3 separate regions of the Mus musculus genome follow, and regions 2 and 3 are each linked to region 1. A link is a loop called in an ENCODE intact Hi-C map of the cell type or tissue named here. Cell type or tissue: heart. All regions are shown on one strand.

Region 1 (2,500 bases):
ACTGTTGGTGAGGATATAAATGAGCCCAGCCACTGTGGAAATTAGTATGAAGATTCCTTAAAGCAAACAGAGAACCTACCTCCTGGTAGAGACCTGGAGGAATCTACTGTAGGCACATCACAGCAACACCTCCACACTTGCACTTTTTGAGACGCTAGTCACAATAGCTGAGTCAGGGAACCAGCTTGTCTGTCAGTAGATGGATGGATAAAGAATATGTGGTCCATACACACATGGGGTTTTACTCAGCCATGAAGAGGGACAAAATGATACCACTTATTAGAAAAACAGAATGCAACCAGAGATCACGTTAAGTAAAATAAGCAGATGCAAAAGGACAAATATCACACACACACACACACACACACACACACACACGTGTGTATATATGTGTGTATGTGTGTGTGTGTAAACCTATATATCTCTAGCCACATGAAGAGGATGGAGACTATGGGAAGGGAGTAGTCTGAGGAAGAAAGGGGAGGAGGACTGAAGGGATGAAGGAGCCAATAAGGTCAAAGCACAATGATGCACATGAAAGAAACTGTCCCCAGCAAACCCACACTATGCATGATGAACCCAGGCCAAGAACAACATAATGAAGGAAATCCTGAGCGCATGCTTGTGGTGTTGGTGGATTCAGGCCCGAGGGCTCCTGTACTGTCCATGAGGGAAAGGGTCAAGCGTTTATGCCCCTGCCTCAGGAGTTGAAAGGGTGGGCCTGCTGTGGGGCTAGTGTTCCTCTCCAGGGCCCTTGAGTTCTGGGGTAACTACATTTAGCTACTTGGGGTGGAGTTCCAGGCAGTGAGCCCAGGGATGTACCCTGGCCACTTCCTCAGCCCAACCCTGGGACACAGGAAAGGGTGCAGTCTGGGGTCTTGGAAAGGCTTCTCCAATTGCACTCTGGGTCATCGCTATGGAGACGATAGGGCTGGTGTGGAGGTTTATGTGTGAGCTGGGACCTCTGTGTACTTCCATACCCTGGTCCACAGAAGACTATGGCTGAGAGCAAGCAAGGGAGAGGGAGCTGGCATTATGCCACTCTGGCCCTTGGGTGTGCCCACAGGTACACACAGCAGGGAGGCTTGCTGCAGGCGAGACAGGCCTGTGGGAGAGCCCTTCATCCTGAAAGACTACAGTACTCATGGTGCTCTTGGGGGTTACTATGGCTAGGAACCCTGTGGATCCTGTATCCACATCTCCTTCCCAACGGTAGGGCTTGAGGGTCTTCTCAGGTAGGTCCTCTGCTTCCCTGTTGGACTCTGTCAGGGTCAGGGACACAGGGCCTCACAGATAACAACTTTTCTCATCATCTGTGACTCAGAAGGGGACTAGTTCTCTGGGTTGTTCCCCAAGGACCTAAGAGTTGCCCAAGTGGTCAGCTCCAGGTCAGTCACAGAACAGCAGCAATTGCGAGCTTTAGCCACCAGGTGGCAGAGGAGATTTCAGTGTGGTTGAGATGGTCAACAGCCCATGTGACCACACAGCCCAAGGTCTCTGGCTGCCACAGAGCAGGTGAAGAAAAGGGGCCGAGGAGACAAGATGGGCATTGGGTGAGGGTGGGTCAGTCTAACCTGTTGCACCAGGCTTCATTAAAGGGTGGCTAAGAAAGCTGGGCCAAGGACTCCAGGCTGTGGCAGAGGGCTTGGGCCAAGCAGACAGATGTTCTTGGAGAAACAATGACCTGAACCTTGGCCTCTAAAGCCCTAGAACCGCAGAACGGGAAAACCCTACCTACGTGTACACCTGAGGTCTGAGACTTGCGCCCCTCCCTCAATCTCTTCTCTGCCAGGAGCACCCCAACCTACTTCATCCCTCATCCCCTTCTAGTGTTCAAGGTGAGAGCAGCCAGCTGTCTGTGGATTCCTTGGTGCTCCATGCTAGTGGTTCATTAGTCCTGGTCCTGGCATGGCTTGTTGGTCCCAGGAACATCAATAGAGGGTGGTATGGGGCATTGAAAGGAAGCTTACACAGGCCGGTTGCCTCCAGATAAGCAGACACTCTCCCTGTCTGTGTGGCCACACATGGATTTGCCTTTGATAGCCAGAGCAAGAAAAATGGTCTCCGCTCGTTGGGCTGAGCAGACCCTGGTTTACCTGAGTAGGTGGGCACCAGGATAAGGGAAAGCATGGGAGCCAAAGGTGGGGCAGCTCAGTGAGGACTGGAGGAAGGAGGACAGTGAGGACTGGAGATGCTCCAGGTAACAACCGAGGGACCTGACGTGTGGGTAGCTGCGGTCACCTCAGGGCTAATCTCTTGGTGGCAAAGGGATACAAGTCTGCAGTGGGATCCCCTGGTGTGGCTTGTTGATGTAGCTGGACTCTCTCCCCCCTTGCTGGGGAGGGTCAGCAGAGGTTGGAGGTCAGACCCTGACTCAGCTCGGCTTGACGAATTTACTTTTAAACAAACTCCTCTGGGCTTTTCCCCTGAGGCCTGTCACATAAATTTCTATTTAGTGCCACTGGGTCTCCAGCCAGGGAGCTGCCAGGATGTTTTGAGA
Region 2 (2,500 bases), 300 kb after region 1:
ACACATTATCATCCCTGCTCCAGGAGGCTGAGGTGGGAGTCAGGAGTGAGGTGCGTTTGGTAGAAGTTCTAGGAACCAGATGTGAGAACACAGACCTGGGAGCTAGGTCCACACCTACAGTAGGCACTAAGAAGCTTCCAGATTCTCGATCGGGGGGTCACTATGCTCACATAGGGTAGGAAGAGAGCATGACACCCAGGAGCCATGTGGTCATATGTTGAGGGTCTCGTGGATCACACATAGACTCCAGGAAGCTCGAACTGAGGGAGCCCTAGGCCTGAGTGGTGATTGTAGGGACCAAATACCAATGTTCTAGAAGATGTATTCCATCCTCCAAAAATGCACTAACAAGGCAAAGGTAATGAGAAGAACAGCCATGTGGGTGCCAGACACCCACCCCATTCATTCTCTCAAACATGCTCTGGGCAAGGGCTATGTCAATATCAATTCAAGACGCTGTTCTTCCCCTGCCAGTTGGGAAAGTTCAGCCGATTTCCAGGGAAGACACAAGCTGTCTCAGTGCTGAGGGAGCAAAATGGAGTTCGGAGTTGTTAAGTCAGCCAAGATCTATGCACACTAGAGCCAAATGGAGTTCATGAAACTGAGCACAACGCTGTGTTGCTTCCCTCCTCAAGGTGATGGCCAGTTTGCCCTAGGAAGAGAGAATGAAAGTCAAGTGTCTGAAAAGGCTACCTAGAATTCTACCCATGCCTCTCTGCTATGGAGAGATTAGGTTAGGGCACCAGGGAACATCGAGAGCAAGAAAGGATGAGCAAGACACAGAGGCGCTTGACTGCCTTGTTAGCTCACTACCTTCTTGGTTTAATTGATCCTCACTAATCTAACTGCCTGTAGTGAGCAGAAGGGAACATTTTAAGAAGGATGGTAACATCATTCAGAGCTCAAAAACAAAATACAACCTCAGTGCACAACATGGGTGAAACCACCACCTGGGCTGGCAAAATGGCCCAGCAGTAAAGAGCACTGGCTGCTCTTACAGAGAGGTTCCCTTTGCTGGCACCCACAGAACAGCTAACAAACATCTAGTTCCAAGGGATCCTGTGCCCTCTTCTGGCCTCTGTGGGCGCTGCATACACATGGTACATAGATAAACATGCAGGCAAAACACCATACACATAAAATAAAAATAAATCCTTTTCTTTTAATTTTCATATCTACTGGTCACAATCCCATTTAGAAAACAAATGTCCAACAGCAACAACAAAACGATGACTAAAATACGGGGCTGTAGAGATCAGTGTGGAGAGGCAGGATGGGCAGAGCTGGTTCAGTGCAGTCTATTACTAGAAAACTCAGACGCAGACAAAACTAACCTGTGCCAGTGGGGACTTTAAGACCCGATACTCTTTTGGGAAGATGCCAAAATGCAGAAGATGTGAGGAAGGCTTTGGAGTAATGGGAACTTAAAACATCTCCAGCTGAGTAGACTTTGGTGGGACGGAAAGGCCGGTATAGAACATCTCAAGTCAAAAACACAGGGGACCTGTGAGAAGAACTTAGTCAAAATCAATGAATTTGACCCAGTGCCTGACTTGCCAGGCAGACTGGACATAGTTGGGAAGACAGAAGTACCTGGAGAAACAGCTGGAGAAAATCTCACAGAACGAGAGGAGCTGGGGAGATGCCTCAGTGGATAAAGCACAGAGAACACAGTTGGGAGAGCCTAAAGTCCCCAGAACCCATGCAAAGCCAGGTGTGGTAATAAGTGTCCTCAACCCCAGTGACACTGATCAGACCCCACAGTAGAGAAAGAACTCCCTAAAGCTCACAGGCCAGCCAGCCGGGCATATGGAGTGGCACAGCAACAAAGAGATGCTGTCTCAAACAGGATTGTCCTCTGACCTTTACATGTGTGTGTGGCACATGCATGTCCATACTTATATACATGAACACATACATGCAGTACATACATACACTGTGCTCACAGAAAGAGAGAGAGAGAGAGAGAGAGAGAGAGAGAGAGAGAGAGAGAGAGAGAGAGGAGGGGAGAGGAGAGGAGAGGAGAGGAGAGGAGAGGAGAGGAGAGGAGAGGAGAGGAGAGGAGAGGAGAGGAGAGGAGAGGAGAGGAGAGGAGAGGAGAGGAGAGGAGAGGAGAGGAGAGGAGGAGCAAGCAGCAAAGACGGGCTGGAGAGATGTCTCCACGAGTCAAGCTTTGACTATACAGGCATGAGAAGCTGAGTTTGGATTGCCAACACTGCAGGCATGCAGGCAGTCTCAGTCTGTAGTCTCGGTGTTGAAAGGAAGAGATGGTGGGATCTCAGAGGCTCACTTCCCAGGCAATCTAGCCAAGGAGTGAGTTCCAGGCTTATGAGCCACCCTGTCTCAAAAACATAAGGTGGAGGGCAGTGGAGGAAGACACAACATTGACCTCTGACCTCCGGCATGCTCACGAACTACATACTCTGTCCTCACTGCATGCATAGACACAGGCAGTGGCAGGCAAACATGTGGGAAAAAAGGAAGGAGAGAAGGGACTTTC
Region 3 (2,500 bases), 270 kb after region 1:
GGTCCACCCAGTGCCTGAGCCCTAAGGAGACACACCCAGGACCCCGGACAGCTGACAAGACACACATGGCCAATGAACAGCCTGCCTCTGCCATGTCTCACTGAGGGCTGATCCATGAACTTCTACAGAACCCTGGTCGACTGTCACCCAGTCTCCAAAAGAACCTCTAAAGACCAGGGCTACTGCCAGCTTTTAAAGTGCAAAGTGATGGGACCCAAACAGCATTTTAGAAAGATGGCTTTCTGAGAAAGGGCTTGGACTGCTTGAGGTCTCAGGAGACAAGGATTCTGGAAAGTGCCACAGTTGGTTGTCAGGAGGCTTAGATTCGAAGCTCTTATTGGCCAGCTGTGTGACCTCAGACAACCCATTCATCAGCTCCCAACCCCAGCTGTTTCTGACAAGGACAGAAAACCCACCTGGGCCAAGCATGGGATGGAACCAGGTGTGCCAGGCCTGGAAGCCAAGTCTCTTGTCAGTGACAGCAATGTGTGAGTGTCAGCTGCCACCTGGATGTCCTCCATAGTCATGCTGGCTGACTTCTGAGTGATCCAAACTATGGCGTATAGACAAGAAACCCCAGCTCTCCCCACTTCTGCAGAGAATGCTTCAGCCCTGATGCTGGGTAAAGTCCTCTGAAAGTCCTAACCCCAGGACAAACTAGCAGGTGGGCTAAGTTCACTGAAGTCAGTCCTTATGAGGCCCACACTCTGACTCAGGGCCCAGGTGTGGTGCCCTGTGTATAACACCCTTGCCCCAGGAGGAAGCCCTATTGTCTGTCAGCAAGGCAAGCCCACAGGGCTCTATAAACTGGCTTTCCTCAGGCCCCTGGTAATCATGGACAGGTGTCTATACATGTCACCAGCTAGGCTGCAGAGATCTGCAGTAGATCTTCATTAACCTCAGCCCCAGGATGTGACCCAAATCAAGCATTTGGGACCTGGGGAGGTTGACAATGACACTGCACACAGACCCAGCCAACAACAGGATCCCAAAGCCCAGGGGCAAGGTGTTGCAACCGTGCCCCACTGCGAGTGGAAGGAGCTATACCGGGCCAACCTCGGCCCATACTGCCAGGCCATGGGAGCTCAGGAAAGTTTATGAATCAGGTCCAGACCCTGCCCCTCCCCCATCCCTCTGTGCACAGCTCTCGCAGTCCTTCTGGCCTCCAGATGCACAGTCTGCAAGCGATTTCCCTTTTGTTATTTCAAGCTTGGGGCCTTGATCTTTTGCCACTTTGGAAGGAGCATAGAAACAAAGGGATCTGGGGCTGTTGCCTAATACTGATGCTGGCTTCACCCAGCCAGCCTCCATCTTAGTCCCTGTGCCCTTGCTACCCAGCTGAGCCTTTGATGAGAGAAAGCAGGCACCCCGGGAGCTGCTCAGCAGCTCCCTCTCCTGTCCCCACAGACCTGGGCTCACACAGAGAGAGCCGCGTGCTCCTCTCAACAGTGGTTGCTGCCAACAGGCTGAGACTTGACTCTTGCCAAGCCCTCTGGTGTCCATGACACCTCAGTGCAGCAGCAGAGCAGCCTGTGTGCCCTGCCCTGAGCAGCTGGGGTTGCAGGCCCTTGGCCAAGCTTCACTCACTCAAGCCCAAGGTGCAGAGTCCCCAGCAGTGTGTTAGCCCACCACCCTCCTGCCATTTGCCTGCAGGCTTTGGGCTTGCACACTTGGCTGGAGACAGAGGCTCACAACACATGCTTGTTGAATGATGATGATCCCAGCTCTGCTACACCCAGCAAGTGCCCTGAGCATCCTTCGGAGCACCAAAAGGAAGGGACATCACTAGTGTTGTTAAAGCCCTATCACTAGTGTTGTTACAGACTGTCACAGAGACCCTGGGGGAGAGGCAAAGAGGAGGGTCCCAGCCATCAGAGAAACAGAGGGAAGGGCAAGCAGGAATGTGGCACCCCAGAGAGAATTGGGCAAATACCTTGCAGACTGATGCCCTTCCTGGGCCAGAATGAAGGAGTGGAGTTTCTCCGTGAAGGAAAGGGAAAGTCATTCCAAGCCAAGGACACAGTCTGGGTGTTGAATCAGACTGTAAACTCCAGCGGGAAAGATATGAAAAACCCAAGAGTAATGGAGAGACCAGTGGCAGAGATCAGATACCATCTTAAGACGGCAGAAGCCCTATAGGGTCATGAGCAGAGCACAGGGGCAACACAAAGGGTAAGAAACCAATCACACTGAGTGCCAGGTGCTAATGCAGAGGGCATGGGGCATGAGGACAGCCCTGAAGCTGCAGAGGACCTGGGGTTCAATGCTCAGGTGATGGCCAGAGAGTCCCTCCAGAACAAGGTTCCAAGGTAGGGGGTGGCATCAGGGAGGGGAAGGATAGTGTGACTGCAAGAGGGGAGCTCTGAGAAGGCGGAGACAAAACTGCAGCGTTGGGCCATCAGGATGCTCCGTCAAGCTGGAGGCTGAGGCTTAGAACCACAGCACCTGTGGAGCAGTCTGGGGACTAAGAGTTCAGGGAAGCATCTGTATTTCAGAGCTG

What was found. A loop is a pair of places that touch in the nucleus more often than their neighbours do. Peaks named below come from ENCODE experiments on the same cell type or tissue, not always from the same donor. Only the 100,000 strongest peaks of a DNase experiment are listed, where the experiment ranks them.
Region 2: a loop joins it to region 1, with 11 times the contacts of the local background. A loop is called at or near these places in 17 of 42 quality-filtered maps.
Region 3: a loop joins it to region 1, with 9 times the contacts of the local background. A loop is called at or near these places in 6 of 42 quality-filtered maps.

The regions. Positions count from the first base shown.
Region 1 is chr1:91,873,778-91,876,277 of GRCm38, reverse strand. No RefSeq gene overlaps it. Among named protein-coding and RNA genes, the nearest start is that of Gm46242, 4.6 kb to the left of the region's middle. In heart, a CTCF peak has its summit at 1,408 (motif pointing right); DNase peaks (open chromatin) are centred at 757 and 1,447; H3K27ac peaks cover 702 bases.
Region 2 is chr1:91,572,963-91,575,462 of GRCm38, reverse strand. No RefSeq gene overlaps it. Among named protein-coding and RNA genes, the nearest start is that of Asb1, 34 kb to the right of the region's middle. In heart, a CTCF peak has its summit at 1,076 (motif pointing left); no DNase peak of the experiment used is centred here; H3K27me3 peaks cover 425 bases.
Region 3 is chr1:91,599,809-91,602,308 of GRCm38, reverse strand. No RefSeq gene overlaps it. Among named protein-coding and RNA genes, the nearest start is that of Gm28380, 10 kb to the left of the region's middle. In heart, a CTCF peak has its summit at 1,458 (motif pointing left); DNase peaks (open chromatin) are centred at 1,148 and 1,428; H3K27ac peaks cover 1,071 bases; H3K27me3 peaks cover 288 bases.